Regions from separate parts of the Homo sapiens genome. Here region 1 is linked to region 2. Evidence: chromatin loops called from intact Hi-C (ENCODE). Cell type or tissue: mammary epithelial cell. All regions are shown on one strand. Each heading gives the region's core, and the rest is flanking DNA. Links, peaks and the distances in the headings are about the cores only. Region 1 overlaps TMEM245 (transmembrane protein 245). Region 2 overlaps PTPN3 (protein tyrosine phosphatase non-receptor type 3).

Region 1 (15,534 bases), core at 3,059-11,058, 300 kb before region 2:
TTAAAGTAGTATTACTCTATATATACTATAATAATGAAAATTATTAAGATCCTAAAACTTGCATTTTGCCTTCCATTAGAAAAAAATGTTAATTACAAAAGTATGTCACGTTGAATGTGTGGATTGTTAATTACAAAAGTATCATACGTCAGAAAAAAAGTCTAGAAAAAAGAGAAAAGAAATAAGAACTCCCATAATCCCAACCTCACATTTTCCCCCTGGTCTTTTACATAGTTGTAGCATGTTCTACTTATCCTTTCTCATTCTTTCTCTTCAGTTGAAAGTCAGCTCCACCAGAGCTAAGACCTTGTCTGTTTTGTTCTCCCTCCACTGAATTCCTGGCACATACAATAGTATCTCATATATAGGAGGTGCTCACTAAATAAGTGAATGAATGACTTCCCTGTTGTTTCATAATTTTCATAAGCAATCATACAGTAGCCCACCAAGTGCTGTATCATAATTTCCTTAAGTGTTTTTAATGTTAAAAGTTCAGCTATGAGTCAATTTTTACTACTGAGATCACTTGCACCCTGGTAAGTCAGCTCACCTCACTAGGACCAACATTCTACCCTTAAAAGTGCAGGGCTAAAGCCCAAGCTAGTTAACAGATGCTTTTGTTTGACTTTGCTCTGAGTTATCTTTCTAATTTGGAAACTTCATGATGGTGGGTGTGACAGATATTTGGAAGAATGAGTCCAAAACCAAAATATCATTTCCTCTCCACTTTGGAAACATAATTCCATGTGCAAGAAAAATAAGTGTTCCTACTACACCAAATTCCTTTATCTTAGCTGACATTTCTAAAGTCAGTTCTTCAAGGAGAATTCACTCTAAATATTCCCTAACTCCAAATACCTCTGGCACTAATGGATCTCTCAGCACAGACTAAGGTGGCCTTTTACATTCTGGAACTCTGCAAGAGTACAGCATGACTCTACAGCTGGTATATCTACCAGCTGGATTCCTCAGGAGCCTGCAATTCCCAAAGCCAGGCCACACAGGACAACGAGTCCAAAACAACCAGAGGGGTCTGTTTGAGGGGTCAATATATTAACACATGAAGCATGCAAACTTTCAGAGAAAGAATGACAGAGAAATGGATGACTGCAAGATGGAAAATAAAAGTCTTCCCCAAAAAAAGGGTTGGGAAAAGGGAACAAAAGAAAGAAAAAACAACAGGAAGAGATAGGGCAAAATAAAATCATGGAGGAGAACTGACAGTTGTAGAAGAAAGAAATGGAAAATAAGAAATCAAGATAAGATATGCGTAAAGTGGAGGGAAATGTGGGAAAGGTAAATGGAGACGGAGAAAAGGAAAATAAGAAAAACAAAAGCAATGAATAACAGAAGAAAAATAAGAAAAGCCTTTTTTAAAAAGGAAAGAACAAAGAACCAAGGTAAGAAACTCAAGAAGTTACATAATTACATGTATTTAAAAAGTGATATATGAGAACAAAGATGAGAGGGAAAAGGGCATAAAAATAGGAACCAAAGAGAATAAATGAAGGATCAGCAGGAGTAAGTAGCATTTTGTGATGCTGGTGTCCTGAATTTTACTTTCTATGTACATTTCATTTTCCAGAATAACCTTGAATGTCACCAGAACATCAGTCACCTGCAGGCTGAGTGGAGGGCTGGTCTTCACTGCTTGATTCATACCCTGTGATAGAGATGGCCAAGTTTGCCAGAGTAGAAGCTGCCATGGAGATAACCTGCCCTGGTAACTCTGCCCCTGTAAAAGAAGCATCCATTTTCAAAACTCTTTAAAGTAGGAAATAATGGCTGCAAATTTAAACACAGTCCAACATTTTCAACAACAACAAAATAAAATGGTTACTACTGACCCACTGAATAAGTGGTTCTTCACCAAGGAAGAACCATTAAGAATTGACATGAAAGTGTGCTAAAAAAGCAAATCCCTTGACTCTCTGTATACCTTCCTCCTTTGGGAACTTAATGCTGGTGGATGTGGCAGACACTACACATGTAAACTTGGAGTCCCACACTTACATTTGTTAACAAGTTGATTTTAATGCATACTTCTATTGAAAAACACTACCACATCAAGTCTGTGAGCTCCCTGATCTGACTGTCTTAGGCTATGTTGTATGACTAGGTCTCATGTTAGTACGAGATAATCCACAATTGGTGGTCATAACAACATTCCACAAATGAGTATGCGAATATATGGCTATTATGCAAAACCATATAGATTTATAAATTACATAACTCAGTACAGGCAAAATCCACCACTTGAAAATCTAAAGGAACATCATGACGTTGTTTCACATTATATATTTCCATGTTAAATTCCTAATAGGTAGTACCAAGCTCAATCATTTGCACTAAATTCAAGTAAAACATTCACTGGCAAAGGAAGTCTGTCAACCTTTAACCTTCTATAGCAGACAAGGAAGAATAGCTCACATAGCATCGGGTTCTAGCACACTTTCTTGCACACTAGACTGGAGAGCTAAAAAAATTGTATTTCTTGGATTCCCCTGCAGCCGAGGTCTCACATGTGACACAGTTTCTACCAAGCAGGTACACCTGTGCAGGACTTGAGAGCCTGAAGTGGCACACTGTAATTTGAAAGCCAGAGCTCTTGTATCAAACACAGTCAGTCAGGAAGGCATATGGTTTTTCCGCAGCAACTTAGCAGAAGTTCTGATGTCTGATCTCTAACTTCACGGCGAGCAGCAGCAGCCGTGGCCCTCTGCCCAAACAGTCCTTCAGTGTCACTGAGCATTTCTCCTGATTGCACTGCTTCCACCTGTGTCAGATTCCAAGATTAATTGTCTGGTCTTTCCAGAAATTCCATGTGCAAAAATTGTAAATGCTAACCAATACCTCCTACTATTTATTTAAACTACCTGGGGTAGATTCTATTGTTCACAACTAAGAACACTAGCAATTCCTAGTCACCAAATCATACACCCACACTCATACAACTGAGACATTACTTTTGGTAGGCCAAGACTCCGTATGGCAACATAGGATTCTGTCACCCCAATGAAAAGAGCCATGATCCTTCAGAAAGCCGATGAATTTCAGCTCCAAGTTAATTAACTCCACATACCCAAATATCCAAAGCTAGCCCTCTCCCAGATAGCAGCAAGCCAGAGCCTGAGGTGGATCTTTGGTAGATTCAGACATCAGGATAAGAGTACTCACCTTGCTCAGTCATACTCTGTCCCTCCTCTAATAAATGCCCCTGTGACCTGAAAGAGTTCATTTTTAGATAGGGTATCGTATCTCTCAATATGAGAGAAATTCAAACTCATGGTCTGAGAGGAAAGCCTAAGTTAGATTTCTGGATTAGGACCTTACTCTCCTGGCCTGTGTATCCAAGGTCCTCCTGAAATGCCAATAAGACAGAAAGGGCTGACAGAGAAAAACAGTGTCTTTCATTTCTTACATGTACTGTGTGCTGGGGATAAAGACACAGACCCTGCCCCCAGGGAGTATAGTAAAGGTATGAATTAAATAACCACACAAATAAACGTGTGTATAGAAATTATGGTTGCTATAAAAAGAAATGCTGGGTATCTTGTGACATCCTAACAATATCTTGGGCAGAAGGAAAGCTGTGAGAAGAACCCGGCATATTAAAGACAGTGAAAGAAGGTCAGTGTGTCTGGAACACAGACAGCTAGTAAGAAACTGGTATCAAATAAACAAGGCTGGAGAGGTAAGCCAGATGATGCAGATCACAGAACACCACATGAAGGACTTTAGTGTTTATTCTAAGAGGAAGAAGAACGCACTGAAGAGTTTCAAACAGGATAGTAGTCTTCTTCTCACTGAAATTTTATTGAGATAAAAGTATACTCATATGCAGTTGCAAGAAATAATCCCAGTGTACCACAATTTGTCCAGTTTCCCCTGACACAAGATACAGAACAGCATCATCACTATAAGGATCTCTCGTGTTGACCTTTTATAACCACACTCAACTGCCTCTCACCCCTCTCACCACCCTGTAAATAAATAATCCATTTGAGATATAAGACCATTCTTGCTTGTCTGGAGAAAAAGAGACTAGAGGGGACCTATAACGTATGGAGAAAAGTTGTTGCAGTACTATAGGCAAGACATGATGCCAGTGTGGTCTACAGCCACAACAGGGGAAACAGGGAAAAGCGGCTGTGTTAAAGAGACGTAGAAGAGTCAAAGCGGACCACACTTGATGAGGAAGCAATGAAGGGAATCAAAGAGACGAAGGTATCCCGGTTTCCAGACTATGGTTAGGTAGAGAATATATAGCAGAGCTGGATGAAGATTCTTGGCATATTAGAGTTATTTTTAGACTTTCAGATAGAAGTTCCACAAACAGGCTGGGTGCAGTGGCTCATGCCTGTAATCCCAGCACTCTGGGAGGCCAAGGCAGACGGATTACCTGAGGCCAGGAGTTCGAGACCAGCATCGCCAACATGCCGAAACCCCGTCTCTACTAAAAACACAAAAATTAGCTGGGCATGGTGGCACACGCCTGTAATCCCAGCTACTCAAGAGGCTGAGGCAGGAGAATCGCTTGAACCCAGGAGGCAGAGGTTGCAGTGAGCCGAGATCGTATTATTGAGCTGAGATCATGCCAATAAGCCAAGATCACACCACTGCACTCTGCCTGGGTGACAGAGTGAGACTTTGTCTCAAAAATAAAAAGTTCCACAAACAAACTGACCTACACCAGAGATGGGGCAAGACTTAGCTTTGCAGCAGTACACCCAGGAGGGATCTCTTAGGCCCCACTCAAGAGCAAAGTTTGGGAACACCTAATGGCCTGGGACAGTACAGTAGAAAAAGGAAAAACAAAAACAAAGACCTTCAGGTCAAAAATTTTAAAAATTAAGAATTCTCTCTTACATAAGATTACAGACTAGTCAAGGGTCTTTAATTACTGAACTGGCCTCTTCAAAAGTAATTTAATTAAATGGTTACTCATCTTGAGACACTGTAAGAAAAGTAAGTCCCTTGATGGTTTTTGCAAAATAACAAGATCATTGGATAGCTCTTCAAATAATGGACTTTCAGTTCAGCTGCATTTTATCTTACATTTCTAAATGCCTACTAAGCATTCATTCACCAAATAGGCGACTAGGCTATATGCTGATATAAGAGACTAAGCCCCTGGTCTCAAATTCAGTCTGATACTTAAGAGCTAATGTAAAGTAAGTGTAAACTGTTAGGGAGCAGCGTGGAAATCAAATCCATGCAGGGAGGTCTGGGAAGGGTTTCCAAAGGAGCTGTCTGACAAGAATATTGAAAGATGCCATCCTTTAAATCCATTTTAACAAAAGTAAGCTAGATAAAGAAGACAGAACAGTTCTATCTTGGAGAGGAAGCTCCTGAGAGACTGGTGTCTTAGAGAGCAGGGGTAGAAAAGTGTTTCAGGAAGACAAAAAAACAAATATGAAGACACAAAGGCAAGAAAAAGCAGAGGTGCCCTCTTCAAAGAACTCTAGGAAGTTCAATAAGACCGGAAGATAGTGTGAATGAGAAGAGCAGAGTGGCGTAAGAATGCAGAGGGAGGTTGGGACCAGGGCATAGAAGGTCTCACATTTGCTATGAGGAAGCAGCACAATTCAGTGGCTGGAAGCACAGGTGAGGAAAGAAGACTCCCCAGGTTCAAATCCCAGGTCTATTCTTACTACTTAGATGGCTATAGGCAAGTTAGTTAACGTCGAGATGTCCCAGTCTCCTCATGTGTAAAAATGAGGCTTACATAAATTCGTATCTCATTTGAGAATGAAGTGAAATAATACATATAAAATGCTGGCTGGGCACAGTGGCTCACACCTGTAATCCCAGCACTTTGGGAGGCTAAGGCAGGTAGACCACCTGAGGCCAGGAGTTCCAGACCTGCCTGGCCAACATGGTGAAACCCCGTCTCTATTAAAAATACAAAAAAATTAGCCAGGTATGGTGGCGCATGCTTGTAATCCCAGCTACTTGGGAGGCTGAGGCAGAAGAATCACTTGAACCCGGGAGGCAGAGGCTTCAGTGAGCCAAGATGGCACCACTGCACTAGCCTGGGCGACAGAGAGAGATTCCGTCTTGAAAAATAAATAAATAAAGTTTAGAACAATGCTGGGTATGTAGGAAGTACTCAATAAATGTTAGCTATCATCATCATCAATATCAATCTGTTGGCTTCGACAGTATAAACTAGAAGCAGAAGCCACTAACCCTTCTGTAGTATTTCTTTGTACCTCTCCTCCCCTTTCTACTTTATAGTATAGCCATCTATCTTCCCTTAGTAGACATTTTTAGATCTCTCCACAGAGCTAAGCAAAATATCTTGTATCTGTAGAGTAGGCACTGAAAGATTCGAGAAAAAGCTAAACCCAATCAATTAAATCTTCAAAACTGTGGCTTAAGGAATAACTCTCCAACTTGCTAATGGCACTAAAATATGCAGTAAATATGCAGTAAAGCTTAGCTACATCAATGGAAACTGCACTATTTTTCTAGTTAATACACAAATGACTCAGCACATTTTTCGAGCACCTCAGACTTCACAAAAGCATGAAAGGAGTAGCACACAGAGAAAATAAACAAAGTATTTGAAAATTATGAATATAAGATTTGGCAAACTGCTTTTATCCAACAGATCTGTATTTTAATGACTTCTGTCTCAATGATACCCTTCAGCACCTCAAAAACCACAAGGAATTGGCCTGGAATCAGAGTCCAAAAAAAAAAACAAAAAACAACAGTCCAGGCAGGGAGATGATAAACTGAACAGAACAATGCCAGGACTGAGAATCTTGGCCAAGTTGTGGTATTAGAATGGTATTGTATTTAAAAGCCACAGCTAAAAATAGGCACATAAACAAGGGAACATAATCTTGGGACTCAAGGACTAAAGAAAAAAAAGGAAAGAACATCCAAGGTTTCAGGTATCAATCTACCCAGAGACAGGGCCAGCATTAAGCAGAAGCCAAATAACAGGGATCTACACAAATCCAAACAAGCATGCTACTGACATTAGCAGCCTAGCACCAGGGGGCAGAAACTCAGAGTCCGGCACACAAGAAAGAGACCACAGGTCAGACAGTGTCTGTTAATACAACAACTCAACGATGAGCAGACTAACTTTTTTAATAAGCATGGGTAAATATACTTTAAATCCAGTCTAAATAAGGAGATACTTCTTGATCCACTCCATTCTTTTTCACAGGGATAGCAGCAGTTACCAGAAATACATCCAAACATGCTTATTGGAAGCAGGCACCGCATACCAAATAACACCTCCCCAGCCTGCAAAGTTCCCTTTGAAGAAGGCTTCTGTTTCCATTACTAATGTGGAAAATACAACTCCCTCTCAATGGCTTCTAGTATCACGTCACAAGGGCCTGGAGATGGACCAGTAGACTTTTCTCTAGGCCTGTTTAACTTGCAGTATCAGAAGTGGGGACTGGGAGGGGAGCAGTAAAACATTTGGTTTGCTCCCTTTTTCCAATTTGGGCTTGACTGAACCAAACTTGTTCACTCATATCTCATGCTATCCCAAAACAAGTAAGGCAACTATCAGGATTCATCTCTGCAAAGACATTTCTAGTCATTTACAAACAATTACCAATGCCAGGAGGAACAGCACTCAGCTGTACTTGCTGGTACTTCTCAGGCTGGGTATCCAGGCTATTATAGATATATCTGATGATTGTTTCACTAACTTTTGAAGAAATTTCTTATACTCAGAGAAAATGGCTCTCTGAGCCTAAGTTTCTTCATTTGTAAAATAAGCATAACACCAATCTCACTAGACTGCTTAAAAAAAACTAAGAGTATTTTTAAAGAGTCTAACACAGCCTTACTTATAGGAGATAACAATGCTAGTGTACCTCTTTCCTCAGACGCCAAGGGAACATACTGAACGTGGATTCCAGGTGCTATGGTTTGAGTGTTTGTGCTCCAAAACTTATGTTAAATTTAATTGCCGTTACCACAGTATTAACAGGTGGGACCTTTAAGAGGTGATTAGGCCATCAGGGCTCAGCCCTCATGGGTAGGATTAATGTCATTATAAAAGGGTGAGTTCAGCCCCAGCCATCTCTTGCTCGCCCTTGTACCACGTGATGATACAGCAAGAAGATCCTCACCAGATGCCAGCACCTTGACATTGGCCTTCTCAGCCTCCAGAACTGTGAGCCAATAAATTTCTGTTCATTGTAAGTTTCCAAGTCTGTGTTACTCTGTCACAGCAGGACAAAACAGACTAAGCCATAAGGTTTCTACTAAGTAAGGTTTCTGGGATCTAGGAGGCAAGGAAGCTAGGTCATGTAGTTGTGTTAAGTCAACAGGACCAATATGGAAAACTGAAGGAGCTGACAACTACAACTGATGCAAGAAGGATGAGTACTCAATACTTTTTCAGGATGACTGACACTTACTCAAAGAGCCTGGGGAGGGGAAAGAACGCTGGGCTTAGGGTCAAGAACCTATGTTTATTTATTTATTATCATTATTATTACTTTTAAGACAGGGTCTCACCTCTGTAGCCCAGGCTGGAGTACAGTGGCATGATTACTACTCACTGCAGCCTTGACCTCCTGGGCTCAAACAATCCTCCATCTTCAACCCTCCCAGTAGCTGGGACTATAGATGCACACTACCACACCCAGCTAATTTTTATTTTATTTTATTTTTATGTATTTATTTATTTTCTGTAGAGACAGGGTCTCACTATCTTGACCAGGCAAGGTTAGTCTTGAACTCCTGGGCTCAAGCAATCCTCCCGCCTTGGCCTCATAAAATGCTGGAATTATAGCATGAGCCATTATGCCTGGCCAAGGACCTAAGTTTAAATCTTAGCTCCACTAGTCACCTGTGTGACTGCAGGCTAGTCAGTTAATCTCTAGAAGTATCTTCATCTGTAAATGAAGATACCATCTATCTTACAAAGATTTATTTGTTTGAGTTCTGTTTTGTTTGCTTGTGGATTTAAAAAGATAGCACATTTAAAAGCACTTGAAAGTTCTTGGCTCATGACAGGCACTTAAATATTTTTCCCTTATTATCTTAAGCTTTTGGGAAATACTATGTTAGAACTTCTCAGGTCTAAGAGAAAACCACTGAGTAAGACCCTTGGGTTCAGAAGCAACCACTGAAACTAACTCAGCAATGATCCACAAGAAGAGTTTTCTGAGGCGGAGGTGGGAGCACTGCTTGAGCCCAGGAGTTAAGCTGCAGTGAGCTATGGTCACACCACCACTGCACTCCAGCCTGGGCAACAGAGCGAGTCTTAGTCTCTAAAAACAAAATAAAATAAGAATAATAAATAAATAGAAGAGTACTCTGGGTCTAGGAACCAAACTCAGGCTTTGAATTCTGATGAAATCCAGGACTAATTCTGTGAGTCTAGTGAACCACAGCACAAAACCTTCAAAGCTCAGAAGACATAGAGAAAGATACCCACACAAGTGACTGGAAAACAAGAGCAAGTGATACAACGGGACACTGGAAATGACAAGGAAAGAGCCGATGCACACACTGTTGTGGCAGTATACTAAAGCATTCCTGTACCTACCTATATTACAGTGACATCTACAGCAGGAAACTGACTGTAAGTACAAGAGAAGGGCTGTCCCATTACACACCAGATGGTTTGAGTTCTGATTCTTAAAAAGAAACGATGTTCTTAGGGGCAAGAAGAAAAAAATACTCAGAAATTTAGGAAAAAGAAACACTTAAAAGATTTATTTTATGATGAGGATTATTTAGACTAGAAGTCCAGAAAGGGATTCTAGATCAATAATCACCTATCTTGACACAGGTTGAAATGAAAGTTAAACAAAATAAATAAAACCAAGATTTCCAAATCTGTACTCAACATTTATTCTGTGTGTCTGTGATTTCCTTCCTTGTCATAGCCTGTAATACAAATAACAGCAATCTGGCTTGCATATCAGCACATCACTACTCTAAGTTTATGGCTAGTATTCATAATCGACCATGGTCTTCTTTTTCCCCTTGCTCAAAAATTGGTCTTAGAAGTCTTATTACCCTTACAGTTTTCTAGGCTGCTGTCATGAGATGACTAGAATTTACACCGTAGAGAAAACCCAACCACAACCTTTGGTTTAGACTTGCATTACTTATATTCTTATAACAATTACTTACTTGGCCCTGGACAAAAGCAGTCAAAAGGGGAAACCATTCTGGCATAAGAGGTAAAGGGTAAGCAGAACTGTCTGAGTCACTTGCCATTAGGTGAAAGAAAACAAAGGAGATAAAACTAACCAGAAAAACAAGTCGAAACTGCCAAGCTTTCTACAGCAGTTGCCAAAACAGGAAATTTACTTCCACTAGTCAGATATATAACCACAGAGTCTAACAGATTATAACCAGGAAGACAGGCTGAACAAAGAAAACTTAGACACCAAAATATAAAATAAAATAAAATAAAATCTTCCCTATTTTCCACTGTCAGAGAGATATATAGTTATGGTTACTTTGTTTCAGGAATTTTAAAATTCTAAATATATATTTACAAATAAAAATATGGCTTACAATTGTTAGATATTACTCATTTATCAAATAAAATAATAAAAAGCAAATTAATTTTTAAAAACTTTTACAAGGTACCTGTACAAATACACCAGAGTACCACAAACAGCCTCATGATGAGAATAAAATGAAGATGTTAAAAATAATGCTCTATAAGTGTATTCATTGACACAGAAAGTTCCTCATGACATAATTAAGTTTAAAATGTGGGTTACAAAACAGAATGTTCACTGTGATCTAGTTTTTTTGTGTTTTTAAAAGCCTAAAGGCAAAACAACTATTAGTTAACATTTTGGTATAATCTGTAGACAGTGAGATTTTGAGTGATTTTTAGTTTCTTCCTTTTGTTTCTCTGTATTTCCTAACTTTACTGCAACACACATATTATCTGAGAAATTAATTCTTTTTAAAACATACTGCAGCTAGTAATCTGCTCTTGGAGTTTATTATCGCCATCAGAAAGAAGCAAGGAGTAAAGTATTGGTCAACTGTAGAAGCTTTGTGTTCAGATTTACCTCTCCAGTCACAGCTGCTTCCACACGGCTGGGTAACCAGAAGTCTGATCTGATGATTTGAGGACCACTACTATATCCTGACAACCTCCCCACTTACAACTCATTAGAGACCTCTACCTTTAACAAACTATTTGCAGATATAGGTCACTCACAGCCAGGGTACCTCAAAATAATCTTTAAAAGCACATGGTCTATTCAACTTTGTACTAGAAATTCCAACCAGAGCAATCAGGCAAGAAAAATAAATTACAGGCATGCAAATTAGAAAGGAAGAAGTCAAACTATCCCTATTGCAGATGACTGAACTTACATATGCAGAATCCTAAAGAATATACCAAAGAAACTACTGAAGCTAATAAATTCAGCAAAGCTGCAGGACACAAGATCAACAAGCAAAAAATCTGTTGTATTTCTACCCAGCAGCAATAAACCATCCAAAAGGAAAATTAAGAAAACAATTCCACATGATAGTATCAAAAAGAATAAGGAATAAATTAAAGGTCTAAGACATATACAAAGAAAACTACAAAACACTGCTGACTCCCATGTTTGTTGCAGCACTGTTCACAATAGCCAAAATTTGGAAGAAACCTAAATGTCCATCAACAGATAAATGGAAAAAGAACATGTGGTACTTATACACAATGGAGTACTATTCCGCCAAAAAAAAAGAATGAGATCCTGTCATTTGCAATAACATGGATGGAACTGCAGGCCATATAAGCTAAGTGAGACAAACTAGGCACAGAAAGACAAACACCTCATGTTCTCACTTATTTGTGGGATCTAAAAATCAAAACAATTGAACTCAGAGATAGAGAGCAGAAGGATGGTTACCAGAGGCTGGGAAGGATAGTGAGAGGGTACGGGGAAGCTGGAAGTGGTTATTAATAGGTACCAAAAAGTTTAAAAAAATGGACAGGGCGTGGTGGCTCATGCCTGTAATCTCAGCACTTTGGGAGGCCAAGGCAGGCGGACCACCAGAGATCAGGAGTTCGAGACCAGCCTGGCCAACATGGTGAAACCCCATCTCTACAACAATACAAATATTAGCCAGGCATGATGGCGGGTGCCTGGAATCCCAGCTACTCGGGAGGCTGGGGCAGAAGAATCACTTGAACCCAGGAGGTGGAGGCTGCAGTGAGCTGAGATCATGCCACTGCACTCCAGCCCGGCCAACAGAACGAGACTCCATCTCAAAAACAGAAAAAAAAAATTAAAAAGAGTAAGACCTAGTATTTGATAGCATAACAGGGTGACTATAGTCAATAATTTAACTGTATATTTTAAAATAACTAAGAGTATAATTGGATTATTTATAACAAAGGATAAATACTTGAGGGGATGGATACCCCATTTTACTTGATGTGATTATTACACATTACATGCCTGTGTCAAAACATTCCATGTACCCCATAAATATATACACCTACTATGTAGCCACAAAAATTAAAATTTAAAATTAAAAAAAACACTAAAAAATTAAAGAGTAACGAAATAAATGGAAATGCATCCCACGCTCATAAATTGTAAGGTTTTTGTGGTTTTGTCTTTTTATATTGTAAAGATGGCAATGCTCCCCCCCGCCCACAAGTGATCTCTAGATTGAATGCAATCCCTATCAAAATCCCAAAAGGCTTTTTTGTAAAAACAGGAAAGCTGATCATAAATATGGAAATGCAAGGGACCCCAAAATAGTCAAAACAATTTTGAAAAGGAAGAACAAAGTTGGAGAACTCACACTTCTCAATTTCAAAACTACAGTAATCAAAAGAATGTGTTAACTGACATTAAGGAGAGACATATAGATCAGTGAAACACAACAGAAAGGGCAGAAATAAACCCATATATATATGGTCAACTGATTTCTGACAAGGGTGCCAAGGCCATCTTCAACAGTGCTGGGAGAACTGAATATACACAGGCAAAAGAATGAGGTTGGATCCTTACCTCACATCATTTACAAAAATTATTTCAAAACGGATCAATGACCTAAATATAAGAGATAAAAATATAAAATTCTTAAAAGGAAACTTAAGGGTAAGTATTTACGACCTTGGATTTGGCAATTGTTTGTCAGATGACATCAAAAACACAAGCAATAAAAGAAAAAGTAGATAAACTGGACTTCATCAAAAAAATTTCTTTGCATCAAAAGAGACTATCAAGAGAGTAAAAATACAACCCACCAATGGAATATTTAAAAATCATATATTTGATAAGGGTCTAGTATCTAGAATATGTAAAGAATTCCTAAAACGCAACAACAAAAAGGCAAACAATTTAATTTTTTTTAAAGGGGAAAGAATTTGAATAGACATTTCTCCAAAGAAGAGAAACAAATGGCCAAAAAGCAAATGAAAAGATGCTCAACATCATTAGTCATTACGGAAATGCAAATGAAAACCATAATGAGATACCACTTCACACCCACTGGACTGGCCATTATCAAAAAGTGGAAAATAATAGGTGTTGGCAAGGATGCAAAGAAATTAGAATCCTCATACACTGCTGGTAGAAATCTGAATGGTACATCTGCTGTGGAAAACAGTTTGGCAGTTCCTTAAAAAATTAAACACAGAATTACCATACGACCCAGTAATTCTACTCATAGGTAAACAAAGAACTGAAAACGTGTATTCAAATAAATACTTGCACACAAGTTCATAGCAGCACTATTCACAATAGACAAATGGTAGAAATAACCCAAATATCCATCAACTGATGAGTAAATAAACAAAATGTGGTGTGCTCTTACCATGGAATATTATTCAGCCATAAAAAGGAATGAAGTACTGATATATGTACAGGGTTTCTTTCTGAGGTAATGAAAATGTCTTGGAACTAGATACAGGTCATGGATGCACAACATTGTGACATATTGTATGCCTGTTTTTTTTTTTGAGACGGAGTCTCGCTCTGTTGCCAGGCTGGAGTGCAGTGGTGCGATCTCGGCTCTCACTGCAACCTCCACCTCCTGGGTTCAAGCAATTCTTCTGCCTCAGCCTCCCGAGTAGCAGGGACTACAGGCACATGCCAACCATGCCCAGCTAATTTTTGTATTTTTAGTAGAGACGGGGTTTCACCATATTGGCCAGGCTGGTCTCGAACTCCTGACCTCGTGATCCGCTTGCCTCAGCCTCCCAAAGTGCTGGGATTACAGACGTGAGCCACTGCGCACGGCCTGTAGGCCATTTTTACGTGATTACTGCACCTGTAGCCCTCGCTACTTGGGAGGATAAGGTTGGAAAACCCCTGAGCCCAGGAGTTCAAGGTTACAGTGAGCTATGATTGTGCCACTGCACTCCAGCCTGGAAACAGAGCAAGACCTTGTCACTAAAAAATAAAATAAAAATATTTTATTTTATAAAAATAAAATATTTTAATAAAATTAAAATACAATGGCTTATGGTTAACTTTAAGTTATACATGCCTCAATAAAATAATACCAAAACAAATCATGGTCTAACAACCTAAAATATTTTAAACAATTTATTTTCCACTCAGAAACCATCATAGGTTTTTAAATAGATTCAAAGCTGTTTCATCATAGCATTTTTTAAAAAGCTACTCTCCAAAATACTTCAAAGAGTAGTATTAATAGAATGCCCTATTTCTTACCAGAAGACTCTTTTCCATTCTGTTTTTCATAGAGGGTACCCACAGACATCAGGAAAACAATAACCAGGAATACTGGAATTCTCCATGAGCCAGCCAGGGATGCTGCAAATTATTAAGAATTAACATTTTTAGTGAAATAAAAACCTAGTACTTGTTTTTACAAAACTCAGTTTTGTAGTTTGACAGAACAATCTGGTATATATATTAGTTACAGAATTACTTATCAGGCAAAAAAAAAAAAATTTAAGTCCATTAGATAAACTTCAAGATTTCTCAAAATTAAGTTCATCCCTGCTCTCAGAGGCCCCTGGTCAAATGGATAGGGTACATGCCTGCCTACCTTTAATGGGGTTCTATTAAAGAGAGTCTATTGTAACGTATACCAAAGGTCTAAAACCATCCCGAACTCAAACCATCTACTTCACCCCAGAATGACCAGAATTAGGCATAGATCTCAAAGCCATAAAGTCTGCCTTGGTTTCTTGAAAATACCACCGGGCGTGAACTTTCTCTCCCAAGAAAGAGAATGGCCCAAAAGAGCACAGCAAAACCATCAATGTCTCCTCCTCAGTGTATAATGCAAAAATGTTTACAAGTTGGCTGGGCGCAGTGGCTCACACCTGTAATCCCAGCACTTTGGGGGGCTGAGGCAGGTGGCTAATTTGAGGTCAGGAGTTCGAGACCAGCCTGGCCAGCATGGTGAAATCCCATCTCCACTAAAAATAAAAATAAAAAAAAAAAATTAGCCAGGCGTGGTGGTACATGCCTGTAATCCCAGCTACTTGGGGGGCTGAGACAGGAGAATTGCTTGAACCCAGGAGGTGGAGGCTGCAGTGAGCCAAGATCACACCACTGCACTCCAGCCTGGGCGATGGAGTGAGAC
Region 2 (15,534 bases), core at 4,936-12,935:
TGACGTGATCTCGGCTCACTGTAACGTCCACCTCCCAGGTTCAAGCGATTCTCGTGCCTCAGCCTTCCGAGTAGCTGGGACTACAGGTGTGCATCACCATGCCTGGCTAATTTTTGTATTTTTAGTAGAGACAGGGTTTTCTCATGCTGGCCAGGCTGGTCTCAAACTCCTGACCTCAACTGATCTGCCCGCCTGGACCTCCCAAAGTGCTGGGATTACAGGCGTGAGTCACTGCACCCGGCTATATTGGCACTTCTTATGCTATGTTCTACTCAACCTAAGTGTCCTAAAAGAAGATAGTAAGTATTCCTTAGAAAAAGTTTCAAAGTCAAGACATTTGGAAAACATTTATTTTATGTTCTATGAATCTCTAACAGGACAAGTCCTGCAATGCATAATGCATACATTTGTTAAATTCTGATCAGCTAAACATATCTCAAGCTAATTTGGCCGTGGAAAATCTCAGCATCTAATGGAGTATTCTGGGAAATAACTACCCTAATTTTCAAGCTGCTTTCTCCTACTTATTATATAGTATCTATTTCCCCATGTCATTAACTATTATTTACACATATGATCTTTAATGGTTCAATAATCTAGTTTACTATAATTTGTATTAACTTTTATCTTACTTTTTCATTAGGCTGTTTTGAAATTTTTTTTACTCAAACTTCTAAGAAGAGAATTACTATACCAAATAATATTTTTAATGGTTTTTTTTGTCTTTTTTTTTTTTTTTTTTTGAGATGGAGCTTCACTCTTTCACCCAGGCTGGAGTGAAGTGGTGCGATCTCGGCTCACTGTAACCTCCATCCCCTGGGGTTCAAGCGATTCTCCTGCCTCAGCCTCCTGAGTAGCTGGGATTATAGGTATCCATCACCACACCTGCTTAATTTTTGTATTTTTAGTAGAGACAGGGTTTCATCATGTTGGCCAGGCTGGTCTTGAACTCCTGACCTCAGGTGATCCACACACCTCGGCCTCTGAAAGTGCTAGGATTTTTGAGTTTCGATACATATAACCAAGTTGCCCTACAGGGATGTATGATAAATTCACCAAATTGTGGCCAACATCCTTAATAAAGATGTGTTTGCAGTTTGAATAGGGAGGGTAAAAAGGATTTTTCCCTCTATGTTTTTGCAAATTGTATTGTTTTGTAAACTGGCTTCTGTTAGTCTGTTTTTTCTCTTACTAAATAAATAAATTACACAGAACTCCCCAGAAGATAATTAACATAGAGAGTTTGGGTCATAATAATGGTGCTGTATCTTATACATTTGCCAAATGTCTAGAATTTCCAAACACTCCAAGAGCTCAGCTACTCACCACCTTTACAGTTTCAGTTCATAACCATCAGGCAGCTGAACAACTTCTTAAATAACTGCAGTCTCTAATAAACTCTGTGAGTTCATTTTAGGAATAAACTAATGATTTATTAGAGGTTTTGGGTTGACTCTGGCAGAAGGCGGGCACCTAAGTTAAATTTACCTAAACGGCATTTTAGTTCTAACTGATTAAGTGAATATAATCAACAATTAAGTGAATATACAATTAAGTGAACATAGTAAAGCTAACCTGGTGGGAAAAAGAGATTTTTTTTCAAACAATGAAAGTGTAAATAAAATCAACTTGAGGTGGTCTAGCAGAAAAGCACAGCTACAGAAAAAGGCTTTAATTACCATAAGACTTTAAATGTATCTCAGCAGTAATGATCTGTTGATAAATTTGTAAAGTACTAAGATTAATCCTACTAAGATAAATCATATATTAAAAAGTGTTATGGCAGTGTTTACATTTTTTTTTTTTTTTTTGAGACACGTTGCCCAGGCTGGGCTGCAGTGGTGCGATCTCAGCTCACTGCAACCTCTGCCTCCAAGGCTCAAGTGGTTCTCATGCCTCAGCCTCCTGAGTAGTTGGGACTACAGGCATGTGCCACCACATCCGGCTAATTTTTGTATTTTTATTTATACAATTTTATACAAATTTATAACTTGTAAATTTATACAAATTATACAATGAATAATTTATACAATGATGATCATATAGTAGCAACACACACAGTGTATATAATGTGTAAAGACACAATCTTGTGTGTGTATACATGTGTATATGATATATCTGCAATGAGCACTGGAACAAGTATGGAAGGATACATAAAAAATTGTTGTTTGTAAATTATAACAAAGAGGAAGAAACTGGCCGGGTGTGGCAGCTCACGCCTGTAATCCCAGCACTTTGGGAGGCTGAGGCGGGCAGATCACGAGGTCAGGAGATTGAGACCATCCAGGCTAACATGGTGAAACCCCGTCTCTACTAAAAATACAAAAAAATTAGCTGGGCGTGGCAGCAGGCGCCTGTAGTCCCAGCTACTCGGGAGGCTGAGGCAGGAGAATGGCGTGAACCAGGGAGGCAGAGCTTGCAGTGAGCCGAGATCGCGCCACTGCACTCCAGGCTGGGCAACAGAGCGAGACTCCATCTCAATTTAAAAAAAAAAAAAAAAGTGGAGGGAAGAAACTGAAGGGGATAGGAGTCAGGAGACTATTTTACTTTGGTTATTTCTGAATTATCTGAATTATGTCAATGAGAATTGTTATTTTTAAATTCAAATGACTAAAGTGAGAAAAAGAAATACAACAAAAGAAATCTATTTATAAAATTAAAAAGCACAAAATTTTTACAAAAAGCTAGGTGGACAAATCAAAGTTAAGGTTGTTTTGGCCTTTGGAAAGTTTGACAACACACTCATATTTATGTCTGCAAAGGCTAACACTGAATAGGACTGAAGCAACTTAGTAGAAACAGAATTTAAACATTTAGTTTCCTAAGTGTTGAGAGTTGGTTTTCGGCTGGGCACAGTGGCTCATGCCTGTAATCCCAGCACTTTGGGAGGCTGAGGTGGGCGGATAGCTTAAGCTCAGGAGTTTGAGACCAGGCTGTGTAACATGGTGAAACCCCATCTCTACTAAAAATATAAAAATTAGCCAAGTGTGGTGGCACATGTCTGTAGTCACAGCTACTTGGGAGGCTGAGGTGGGAGGATTGCTTGAGCCTGGGAGGTGGAGGTTGCAGTGAGCCAATATTGTGCCACTGCACTCCATCCTGGGAGACAGAGGAAGACCCTGTCTGTGTGTGTCTGTCTGTGTGTGTGTCTCTCTCTCTCTATATATATGTATATATTTTTTTTCAAGTTCCTATTTTTTTTTTTTTTTTTTTTGAGACAGAATCTTACTCTGTTACCTAGGCTGGAATGCAATGGTGTGATCTCGGCTCACTGCAACCTCCACCTCCTGGGTTAAAGTGATTCTCCTGCCTCAGCCTCCCGTGTAGCTGGAATCTGTATACAGGCGTGCGCCACCATGCCCAGCTAATTTTAGTATTTTTAGTACAGACTGGTTTTCACCATGTTGCCTAAGCTGGTCTTGAACTTCTGCACTCAAGCAAGCCACCCGTCTTGGCCTCCCAAGGTGCTGGGATTACAGCCGTGAGCCACTGCGCCTGGCCTCAAGTTCCTAAAATTTATCGACTCTTCTCCAGGCCCTGTGGGCTGCTTGGCAGTCTGGTTATGAAACACTGCTCTGAGAAGGCGGAGGGACAGAGTGGAAAGTGAGTGTAGGAATCACAGGTATGTCTTTCTGGAAGGGTCAGGGATGGAACGGAATGAGTTAAGGCTTTGTGATATTGGCCAGAGTATGAGACATGGCTTTTAAGAGAACCTTCACTTTTTTTTCATTTTCCAATTCATCGGAAAAACAACAATTTGCTTTGGTTATTCCTGGGCTGAAGGAGTGTGAGGGAGACAACAGCTCCTGGCTGCAGGTCCCTTAGATTCTGTCCTAGAATGGGAGTCACCAGGAGGCTGAGAGGCAGGGTCACAGGGATACAAAATGACAAAACCACTGAATTTTATGAAAAATTATTAATTTTTATGTCCTAAAATGCTTTGTTCTCATTCTATCAGAGTATAGTTATAAGAAGCTCTGAAGCTAACGGTAAATTATAAAAAGTTCGGCTAAGAGGGGTTGCTAAGGAACAACTGTATTGAAATTACAGTATCAGTATCACCAGCTCTGGCCTCCAAAGACAAAAAATTTGAATGGTGGGAGCAGATGCTCTCCAATGTGGTAGGGGTGCAATGGATGGTTTTTTGGCTTAAATATTTCTTCTTAGAACAAGTCACCTACTATAATATTAGAGAAGGCATCAGGTGACTCTAATCTCCTCACTCAACCAAAGGTGTGCAGCCTACTCACATCCCTCAGGTGAGAGCTTCACACCCCCAACTGGCTCTAACCAGCGGATGCTGGCAAGGCCCAGCAAGTGGAAGCAAGCACTCCGTCAACTCTATGAACAGAAAAAGGGGAATTCCTGAAGGCTGAGAACCCAAGAAGGGGGAAGAAAAAGGGAAAAGGACAGGAAAAAAAAGGGGGACCGGGAATCAAGGAAACCATGGGTAAGGAGACAGCAAAGGCCAGAAGCAGATTGCCTTTCATGCCCTCCACAAAAACCCAGAGTCGACTCCAAGGAACCAAGTTTCAAAATGGCTGTTTGCTGTATCAGCCACTACGGCATTATCTTTATGGGGACAGGAATCTCATTTGTTCACTACCACAAACCCCAGACCAGCATTGTGCCTGGCACATAGTAGGTGCTCAATAAAAATTTGTAGAGTCAAGGAATAATGGGATCTGCTGCTTTCAAAAATGAGTGCCAACCATGTGAATAAAGCATGCCCAAGAGAATTTCAAAGCAATTTCAGCTTTCTTAGACATAGTGCCCTATAACTAAGCTGAGGGTAACCCATTTTTCCCAAAGAGCCCACCCCAAGAGGTTGTTTTAGTACCACTTGGTAGACAAATTAACAGTTCACTACTCACGGGTAGCTCACCCACACTAGGACATCGCTTTTCCTTTGTATCTGACCCAGCCAGAGGGCAAGAGAAACCATCTAGCGGGGTCTTGGAGCCTCTACCTACCTTCCCAGAAAGGTTTGCTGAATTGAAATCGTTGCTAGTAATTTTGGGACCTTCCATAGTGCCCCTTTCCAGGCACAGTCCCAGATGCAGATTCTACTGCTGGCAAACCTAACAAGTATTCTTGCAGGGGCCCTTTCAGACAGACACACAACAATAAGTTATGGCAGCACTTCCTTTAGGTGGGTCGCTGGCACTTGAAATGTAAAGGCTGCACACACGGTCATTCCAAAGCCCCCAGTTTGCTCCGTGTATCCCAGATACACATTATACTGATGATGTTTTCTTTCCTTAAAAAACAAACAAACAAACAAAAACAACAAACTATTTGGAAAACCGTTTTTAAAAATGCAATCTTTTGGGCCGGGCATGGTGGCTGATGCCTGTAATCCCAGCACTTTGTGGGGCCAAGGTGGGCAGATCCCTTGAGGCCAGGACTTCTAGACTAACTTGGCCAACATGGTGAAACCCCATCTCTACTTAAAATACAAAAATTAGCTGGGCATGGTGGCGCATGCCTGTAATCCTAGCTACTGAGGAAGCCAAGGCACGAGAATCACTTGAATCACTTGAACGTGGGAGGCAGAGGCTGCAGTGAGCCAAGATCACACACTGCTGCACTCCTGCCTGGGCCACAGAATGAGACTCGGTCTAAAGGGTTCTAATCTTGAAGATACAATTGCTCTCATTAATTTCTACAGGTGTCAATTTAAACCTCTTATAAAGTTTTCAGCTACCTCTGCCCTTCCAAATGCACCTTTTATAATTATCACAGGAGCCAGTGAGTCACTTGTTTTGACATTAATGGCTATCTTCTATAATGGGCAATGTAGGAGTAAGTAAAGTAAAAACAGGGGCCAGAAGAACAAAGATGGTTTCTGGTTTTGGTGAAGATGGTGGATGCTGAAGTGGAGGGGCCGGGTATCTGAGTTTGACATGACCTTTGGTGGTCTTTTGTAGCCACTGCTGTAATCCATCAACTGGGGGATGCAGGCATTCTCTTGTGGTGTTCCTCATTTTCGAGCTCTTAACTAACAGTGGGCAAGGAGGTAGGGAAGCTGTGAGTCACCTGGTCACTGGATGAAAATGGACACTGGGATCCTTTGTTGCTGGGAAGCTGGTTCTCAAATAAAGGACAGGTTAGCATCATCACTTAGCTTTTATCCAGGAAAGTCTATACCAAATGCAGATCCTGTCCTTTGCTTAAATGGACACTTCAACTCAGGGAACATGTAGATTAATCTCCAAGTTTTTCTTAGGAACAAACAAAAACAAGAGCTTCCTGGAAGTGGTAATTTTGGGGTCAGTGTGAACCCCAATTCTGCTCCTTTACATAAGAGAAAGAGGAACACCCTACCTTGGCTACACAAAGAGTATTTAGGCAGTTTGGGGCCAATCAAAAATACCACCAAACTGCTCCCATTGATGTAGGTCATACAGTGTGGCTACCAAAGGGAATGGCTAATGTTGGAGGATAGAGTGAGGGCTGGGTACACTCAGCAATGGCGAGTTGCCGACAATAAGTTAAAATTTTATTTATTTTTTTGAGACAAGGTCTTGCTCTGTTGCAGCCCAGGCTGGAGTACGGTGGTATGACCATGGCTCACTGAAGCCTCAACCTCCGAGGCTAGAGCAATCGTCCCGCCTCAGCCTCCCAAAGTGTTGGTATTACAAGCATGAGCAACTATGCCTAGCCTAGATATTTAACATATATTCTAATTGTGGCTCTATCTCTGACTAGTTGTGTGCCACTGGGCAAGTCCCTCAGCCTCTCTGATTTTCGTTTTCTCCATCTGTAAAAGGGTGATCCTCATCATGCTGGCCATATCGATTTCACAGTACTGTTGTGAGAGTTAACAGAGACAACATATGTGCACCACACTTGCTAGGTTCCAAAGTGCTCTAGAAATGCTAATTATTAAGTGTGATTTTATGACAGCTGGGACCAAATGCTTTCTGGAACACACTTGTGATTGTTTACTGAAAGCCACAGGAGGGACTTTTTTTTCATAAAGGGAATTCCCTTTATGAAAAAAAAAAAAATGCTCCAAAGCAAGCACTGATAGAAACCAGCTCTCGCAGAAGGGAATTAAGGCTACCCCAGGGCAGGTCTTTCGTGCCATGGAGTGGGTGGTGTGGACACCTGCAGTGGGCCCTGCTGGGGAATAGCCCCTTCCTCTTCCTACTCCTGTCCAGTGTACACCCCCATCAGCCAGGACGCCCACCTGCCAACCACACTGGAGAAGGTAGAGAACTGGAACACCAGGACTAGACGACCCAGAGCTCCAAACCCAGCACAACACAGTTACCTTTTTTTTTTTTTTTTTTTAGCTGTTATCCTGGCTGGAATGCATTGGAGCCAACACGGCTCACTGCAGCCTCAACTTCCCAGGCTCAAGTGATCCTCTCACCTCAATCTCCCGAGTAGCTGGGACCACAGGTGTGTGCCACCATGGCTGGCTAATTTTTTTATGTTTAGTAGAGATGAGGTCTTGTTATGTTGCCCAGGTTGGTCTCAAACTCCTGGCCTCAAGTGATCCCCCTGTTTTGGCCTCCCAAAGTACTGGGATTAGAGGCATGAGCCCTCATGTCCGGCCTGTGACCACCTCTTAGGCAGACATTGGGCATGTTCTACAGACTCTTGGAGCCTCCCTTTATTTATAAATAATAACAGCTATTACTTTTTATGGCACTTTGACCACATACCAGACAACACATTAAGTATTTATCTCATCTAACTCTTAAATGAACTCACAAGATACCCAATTTATATATGGGCAAACAGAGGCCACAGAGGTTAGGGGACGTGCCTAAGGCCACACAGGAAGTGAGGGTAGAGCCAGGATTTAAAATCTGTCTGGCTCCGTGTAGGGAGACAGCCTCTCAGATATTTTCTAGCTCAGATGTTCTATTATTCTAATAACAACTCTCATACATCAACAGCATTTTGTAGTTTTCAAAGGTTATTTCAGAGTGGCTAAGAACCACCCCTTGAGTTGGCCAGCCTGGGTTCCAATCAGCCTTTGACATTTACTGTGAGACCTGGAAGAGGTCACTTAACCTGTCCAAGACTGTGTTCCCTCATGCCTACAACTGGGATAATGACAGCATCTATATAGGGCTCTTGTGAGAATTACCTAAGGTGATATCCTTTAAAGCCTGTGGCACATAGTAAGTGCTCATGAAAGCTTTCCTTTCCTACTAGTTTCTCATTTTATCTGGTTTCCTTTTCTATGCCTCTCCTCTGGCTGCTCTGTAAAACACCATTCTCGCACCTGTAACAGTGGTTTTCACATGATGGTCTGTTTAGCCTAGGGCTCCCTGGGGGCCAGTGAAGGAAGACTGAAGAGGCTGGGCTTTGAGGACCCTACTGGTTCCATCACAGGTCACAGAGCAGACCTGCTTTCATCTGTTCTGTATTTTGGAATTCTGCAAATGATTTTATTAAAAAGAAGGGTTTCCTACTTAAATATCCTACTTGAGGAACTGTATAGACAAAAATGAAGGAAACGTGTACATGCTAAAACGCAACCCTAAAATGTATACGTTCTCCTTTTCTTATGCTATCATCCCACCATACCCTCCAAAGACAAAGCCTCGGATGCACAGCAGTGGTTCCGGTTGGGTCTTCACCTCCTCTCCTCTGGAACAGCGTGTGCATCAAAACAGGTGCTGATCTTGTTAAAAGTATCAGTATCTAGGTCCCATCCTGGTGCTGCCAATCCAGTAGCTGTGGGCGGGGCCTTGATTTAATAAACTCCCCAGGTGATCTCCATACAAGTGGTCGGAGGGTCACCCTCTGAGAAACACAGGTAGGGGACAGGGTGGGTATTTATCTCTAATGTCTTTGAAAACTTTTTAAAAAGTTGAACACTTTTCAAGGGAAATCACCTGTGGGATTCCCATATGTAAAACACACCTCAAATTGGAGCCACCTGCGTGAAGGAGGTTTCATGAACACCGAAAACACCAGCCTTTGGCTTTTCCTCAGTGAGAGCCCACAGCGCCTCCTTGTGGACTATCTGATAAACTGGAACCAGTTCTCGCAGGGCTGAAGGACGGTGGTCACCTAGAGGCATTGCCCAGGATCTGCACTGCGCTGTCCACCCAGGTAGGCCTGTCTCTTTATGCTACGTGATACCCCATGAGCTTTGTCTGCATTTGGGCTGAGATTTTCCTGGAATATGCTCCCCCCACACACTTAATCCTAATCACCCCTTTATTAATCCCACACATCTCACTCCAGGGATCTCCTGGAGTCCCCTCACCTCCAGTTGCTGCAGAACATATATTCTGTATAATAACATCTTACCCTGTCTTGGTCTTCAGCTGTTTCTGGGACACATGATGTACCTCCTAAAATACACTAAAATTAGACTGTAAACTCCTTGGGGCCAGAAACTCCCCTCTCCTTCCCTCATCAGGTTCCTGATCCAGGGGAAATACCCAAGACACACTCGCTAAATCAACAAACAAACGACTTCTCACTGCCTTTCCTGTCCTCTCTAATACCAAAAAACCGGTATGCACTGTGACTGGCTCTTAAGTTCTTCCTTGTTTCGATTTTGGAGTGTGTGAAAATATGAATGAGTTTTACTGCTCAAAATGTGAACTTTTTTGAAAGGCAAGGCCAGAGAAGATAACCTCTACATTTCCTTTTTTTTTTATTTTTATTTTTTGTGAGATGGAGTCTTGCTCTGTCACCTAGGCTGATCTTGTCTCACCGCAACCTCCGCCTCCTGGGTTCAAGTGATTCCCCTGCCTCAGCCTCCCAAGTAGCTAGGATTACAGGTGCCTGCCACCCCGCCTGGCTGATTTTTGTATTTTTAATAGAGACAGGGTTTCACCATGTTGGCCAGGCTGGTCTTGAACTCCTGACCTCAGGTGATCCACTCGCCTCAGCCTCCTTAAGTGCTGGGATTATAGGTGTGAGCCACTGCACCCAGCCTACATTTTCTTCTTTTTAACCAAAAGTGTGAACAGCCTCCTGTAGGCCACTGAAAAAAAGGGCTATTTCCCTTTGTAGAATACTCAGTAATATATCTATTAGTTCTATTCAAGTAATTATAGTTACTACCCTTTTATCCAGACTTCATTTGCATAAGTACATAATTTTTGTTTTATATTGTGTCAAGATGATTAATTAAAAATTTTAAATGGCTGGGTGCAGTGGCTCATGCCTGTAATCCTAGCACTTTGGGGGGCTGAGGCAGGTGGCTTGCTTCAGCCCAGGAGTTTGAGACCAGCCTGGGCAACATGGCAAAACTGCATCTCTACAAAAGAATAATAAAAAACAAATTAGCCAGGAGTGGTGGTGCATGCCTGTAGTCCCAGCTACTCAGGAGGCTGAGGTGGGAGGATCACTTGAGCTTGAGAGGTAGAGGCTGAAGTGAGCCAAGATGGCACCACTGCACTCCAACCTGGGTGACAGACGCCCTGTCTCTAAATAAATAAATATATTAATTAATTAATTCCCTGTTGATTGTTTTGGCGGGGAAGTCAGTCACCTTTACTTTTTGGCTTGTGGATTTTTGCTTTCTACTGCTGTTCAATGCACATTGCTTTAATGTGTTTTCACATGCATCATAAAATCAATCTTTCACTCAAAGCTCTCTGCTTTGCATTCCTTCATTTTAAACATTCCTATTACTCATGCCTTCCTCAATTACTCTGCAGTCACACACATTTCACAAATGTCCGAGTTTTGCTTCTTTTTCCTTTATGTGGTTTTCTAATAAATAATGCATTGTTGATTTCTGTTCTTGAGTCCCATGTGACTCTCTTCCTGAATTTATGAACCCAGACTGTTGTTATTTCTAATGATGATCTATTTTCTTTTGTTGACCTATTTTATGCTTTTTGGTGTTATTTCTTTTATTACAGGAATTACTCTGTTTTCTTCTACTTTTAAATAAATTTGGGAGATGGGCTGGGTGTGGTGGCTCACACCTGTAATTTCAGCGTTTTGGAAGACCGAGGCGGGAGGACGGCGTGGGACCAGGAGTTCATGACTGGCCTGGGCAACACAGTGAGACCCTGTCTCTATTTTAAACAACGACAACAACATATTTAAAAAATAAAAATAAGAAAATAAATTTGGAAGATGAACACATTCTATTTTAATTCTGTTAGTGATCAGTAAAACTGGCTTAAAAGCTGAGTTTCCTTTGGTTCCCTTTTGTTTTATAAAAAATGTCTGTGTGTACCTTTGTCAACAGCCTGAATCCTATGAATCACAGGTTCCCCTGGGGAAGATGGGGGTTTGAGTTTGGTTTCTTACTTGTGTTTATAGGGTTCTGGGCAACTTGGGAGGGCGAGACACTATGCCCTCATGGGATAACACTAATTGCTCCAAATTCCAGCACATGGCTGGGGGTGGTCAGAGAGCTGGTTCCTTCACCCACAGCCACCTCTCCACTGCCTTCCACTGCTGGGAGTTTTGAGCTTTTGTGTTGGCAGTTAAATACACTCAGAGTCCCTCCTCCTCAGTTTCTGGCATGTTTCTCCATGACTACCAAATGTTACTAGAATAAGAGGGTGAGACAGAGTTCAGCGAGGGTGGCCACCCTGATCCCTGCTTGCTGCTCCGAGCCTGAGAAGGGGGCTGCCTGCTGTGCCCTGTTATCCACGACAAGCACAGGCCTCGCCCTGTCAGTCCTCAGAGACTCAGTTGACTGCTTTTGGTTTGTGAAACACACAATCATCTCGACCAAGGAAACAAGGGCTTGTGTCTCTGCCTCATTTCCTCCACTGCTCAGAGGCAGGGGCAGCCCAATAGGCGACATGGCAGTGGGATTCAGCCTCCAGAGGGTCTTACCTCAAACTGGATCAGCACCGTCCCGCTTTCGAGGCCCTTCTTTAGCTGTGCCATGGATCCCTCCAAAGTGTCCCCACCCTCCGGACACATGGGGAAAATGGCTTCGGGGAAAAGCTGGTTCAGTTCATCTTCAGACTTGAAGTCAGCAAATGAGCGGACAGCTGTAACGTACAAGACAGTGCATCTGACTTGTGTAGCAATACTCAGGTTTATCCGTCTCCCTCAAACAAATCACACCTATGACACCTGAATGCAGATGGTTCAAAACATCTTATTAAATGATTAAGCTACATGGTAATCATTTTCACCAAAGATACTACTTCTAGGTGAATGATTCAATATGTGTTAATTACATAAAATGACATACTAATCTTCCTGGTTAGTTTTAAATAATGGTGTTTAACACTCAGAGGCTTTTGTCAAAGGTAAAGAAAAGAGAAAGAATGTTATTTAAAAAAGCATATTGTTTCTGCTTGCTCTTTCTGACCGGGTTATTCTTCTACCCATCCCGACTCCCCTTTCTTTCTCAGGTTTTTTCATTTACTTCCCTAAAATGGGCATTTCCTCAGGCATGAGGGTGAGGTCCCAAGCTTTTCCTGTGACACCATCATTCCTGAGAGCTCAATCCCTAACTCAGGGCCGTTTCTATGTGGGAGGCTCCCACGTAAATATCGTAGTCCTAGCATCTCTTCTGTGCTTCAGCCTTACCTCTTTAGTGCACGTTTTCCCTTCATGTTAAATTCAATACAGGTGAAAGCAAAGCTAGGACCACCCCCCCACAACTCCCAACCTTGCACAGGTGGGGAACCGGAGAGATCTGGTAAGGCCTCACGGAGGAGGTGGGGTCAGAGCTGGTCCTGGTGGCTCTGGACTGAGAGTTGCAGTGGGAGCAGAGCCGAGGCAGGAGCACAGCAGTATGGAGTGTCAGCCAAACGTGTGAGGCAGGCAGAGACGCAGGGCTTTGCAGACACAACCTTCATTTACTTTCAGTATTTTACAGCTGTGCACGGTGTTCAAGGAACTTGACGTATTATTTTATAACAACAACTATAAAGACAACAGTGTGATGCTCAGTAGAGGCTGTCCTTCAAACCTCTGCTCCCATCAGGCAGCAATGCAGGTACTTTCCAGTCTAAGTGCCATTGATTGATTGAATGATTGAGATGGAGTCTCACTCTGTCACCCAGGCTGGAGTGTAGTGGCACAGTCTTAGCTCACTGCAACATCCACTTCCTGGGTTCAAGCGATTCTCCTGCCTCAGCCTCCTGAGTAGCTGGGACTATACCCACATGGCACCATGCCTGGCTATTGTATTTTTAGCAGAGATGAGGTTTTACCATGTTGGTCAAGCTGGTCTTGAACTCCTGACCTCAAGTGATACACCCACCTTGGCCTTCCAAAGTGCTGGGATTACAGGTGTGAGCCACTGTGCCTGGCCCCAAGTGCCATTTAATCTTCACAGCAACCCTGTGAAGTCGGGACCACTGCTGTCCTCCTCCACACCTGAGCCAGCTGAACCACAGACTGGTTATGTAACCCCTGCAAGGTCCCCCAGCCCGCAGAGGCAGAGTGAGGAATCACCCGAGACAGTCAGACCCTGCTCTCCTCACTGCCTCCCCGACAAAATCAAACACGCACGAATAAAATATCACCAGATCCTTTAAGAAGGGGCTGAAAATGCAAATGTCTGCAGAGTCATGCCACTTAGAGAGTGCGTGATGTGGGCTGCGCTGGGCCTGGGAGGAACTGGGAGCTGGGGGCTCATGTCCTGTATAAAGGGGCTGCAGGGGCGCTGTCTCCCCCCAGAAGACTGGCCACATGGGGACAGGCCTCCTGGGGGCAGATCTTCACATTTTTCAAGTGAGAAGCCAAACATTCGGTTATTACCTGAAGATTCTTGATTTTCAAATGTTGGCTACAAACTCAACATTTTCAAGAGCAGATAAAGGGCTGGAGCAGGCGCAGCTTGGCTAGGACAGCTTCCCTATGGCTCCTCCCCCCAGGTGGCCATTACCTCTCCTCCTGATCACCAGGGCCAGCTCCCGTGAGTGGGACTCCCGGCTGGCTTTGATGAACATCACCACTTGGTCATGCGTGTGTTCTGAGATGTCCCGGCCATTGATTAACACGATTTGATCCCCTTCGTTCAGCTTAGGAATGCAGGTGTCCGCCTGGGTGGTGGGGAAAAGCGAGTTTCTCCTGTTACCATAACACAGTCCTTGGGGGAAGAACGCTGACTCGCTCTGCTCCCAGACACCTGGGACCATGATCAAGTTTGCCTTCTCTCCCTCGGGTAGTACTGTCATTATTTGTATAATGCATCCACTGCTATGTGGACATGGTAGATGGTTGTAAGATATAAAGAAGTACTGCTCAGAATATAAGTTATGAAACATTTCAGAATAAGGATATAAAAATTGCTGAAGCCATTTCTCCGTGGTAGTCAACCTTCACTTATTATAATATAACTATACCATTTCCAGCCTTTTGTTTCCTAGATGTACTGTTAGGAAATGATTTGCCAGCTAGAGGTGAGTATTTATCTGTCTTGCAAAGGTGAAAGCTTTTGTAAGCTTCACAACAGAGGCAAAAACCATTATGGAGAGAAGCAATGAATTGAACAGCACAGGAAAGAAAGCCTTCTGAATTTACAGAAACTGTAAACAGTAACAAAAGTTAAATGACAAGAGCTTAAGGACTACCTCAGAGTAAAATCCCAACGTGGTTCACTGTAAGGAGGCACAGTGACTCCTACTGCTTTAAAAAAGCAGATGATTAAAAGGTAACTATGGAGCCAGGTGAGGTGGGACACACCTGTGGTCTCAGCGACTTGGGAGGCAGAGGCAGGAGGATCGCTTGAGCCTAGTTTGAGGCTGCAGTGATCATACCACTGCATTCCAGCCTGGGTGACAGAGCAAGAGCGAGACCCTGTCTCTTAAAAAAGAAAAATAGGTTAACTATGGAAAGTGATGAACATGTTAATTTGTTTGACTGCAGTACTATATGTATAACAAGACATCATGTTGTACACCTTGAGTATGCACAATAAAAAAATTAAACGAAAAAATTACTTGATATTATTTTAAAAACAATAAAATAAATTTATTTTATTTTTGAGACAGAGTCTCACTCTGTCGCTCAGGCTGGAGTACAGCGGCGTGATCTCAGCTCACTGCAACCTCTGCCTCCTGGGTTCAAGGAATTCTCCTGCCTCAGCCTCCTGAGTAGCTGGGATCACACCTGTGTGCCACCACACCCAGATAATTTTTGTATTTTTTGTAGAGATGGGTTTCACCCTGTTGGCCAGGCAGGTTGGTCTCAAACTCCTGGCCTCAAGTGATTCACCCTCCTCGGCCTCCCAAAGTGCTGGGATTACAGGTGTGAGCCACTATGCCTGGCCTAAAAACAATAAAATAAATTTGAAAGAAAAACAAAGCAAATGCTCTTCTTAGGAGGCCTACACAGATGACAAAAGGGGCACTGGTGGAAAGATGGTGAGAAGAGGCACAGGGCCCACGTGCCCACTTAGAGTGAGCAGAACAGCAGACTGCCTAAGTTTCCTTCTCTTGAAAAGGACTTCTCAAAATTGAATGCACACTAACCACTCAAGGCTCTTGTTAAAAATGCAGATTCCGGTTCAGCAGGCCTAAGCTGAGGCCAGAGATGCTGCATTTCTAATGAGGTCCCAGGTAACATGGGTGCTATGGCTTCAAAGACCACACTGAGCCGCAAGGTTATAGAAAACAT

Evidence for each region. Peaks named below come from ENCODE experiments on the same cell type or tissue, not always from the same donor. Only the 100,000 strongest peaks of a DNase experiment are listed, where the experiment ranks them.
Region 1: a loop joins it to region 2, with 2.5 times the contacts of the local background. A loop is called at or near these places in 2 of 110 quality-filtered maps.

The regions. Positions count from the first base shown.
Region 1 is chr9:109,091,857-109,107,390 of GRCh38, forward strand. It overlaps TMEM245 (transmembrane protein 245), which reads right to left. Exons shown (of 18, transcript NM_032012.4): 3 at 14,652-14,753; 4 at 1,619-1,735. Among named protein-coding and RNA genes, the nearest start is that of TMEM245, 20 kb to the right of the region's middle. In mammary epithelial cell, for the core only: a CTCF peak has its summit at 7,017 (motif pointing right); DNase peaks (open chromatin) are centred at 6,855 and 10,205; H3K27ac peaks cover 2,800 bases.
Region 2 is chr9:109,392,661-109,408,194 of GRCh38, forward strand. It overlaps PTPN3 (protein tyrosine phosphatase non-receptor type 3), which reads right to left. Exons shown (of 26, transcript NM_002829.4): 18 at 13,802-13,958; 19 at 11,788-11,948. Among named protein-coding and RNA genes, the nearest start is that of EPB41L4B, 79 kb to the left of the region's middle. In mammary epithelial cell, for the core only: a CTCF peak has its summit at 8,984 (motif pointing left); a DNase peak (open chromatin) is centred at 8,971.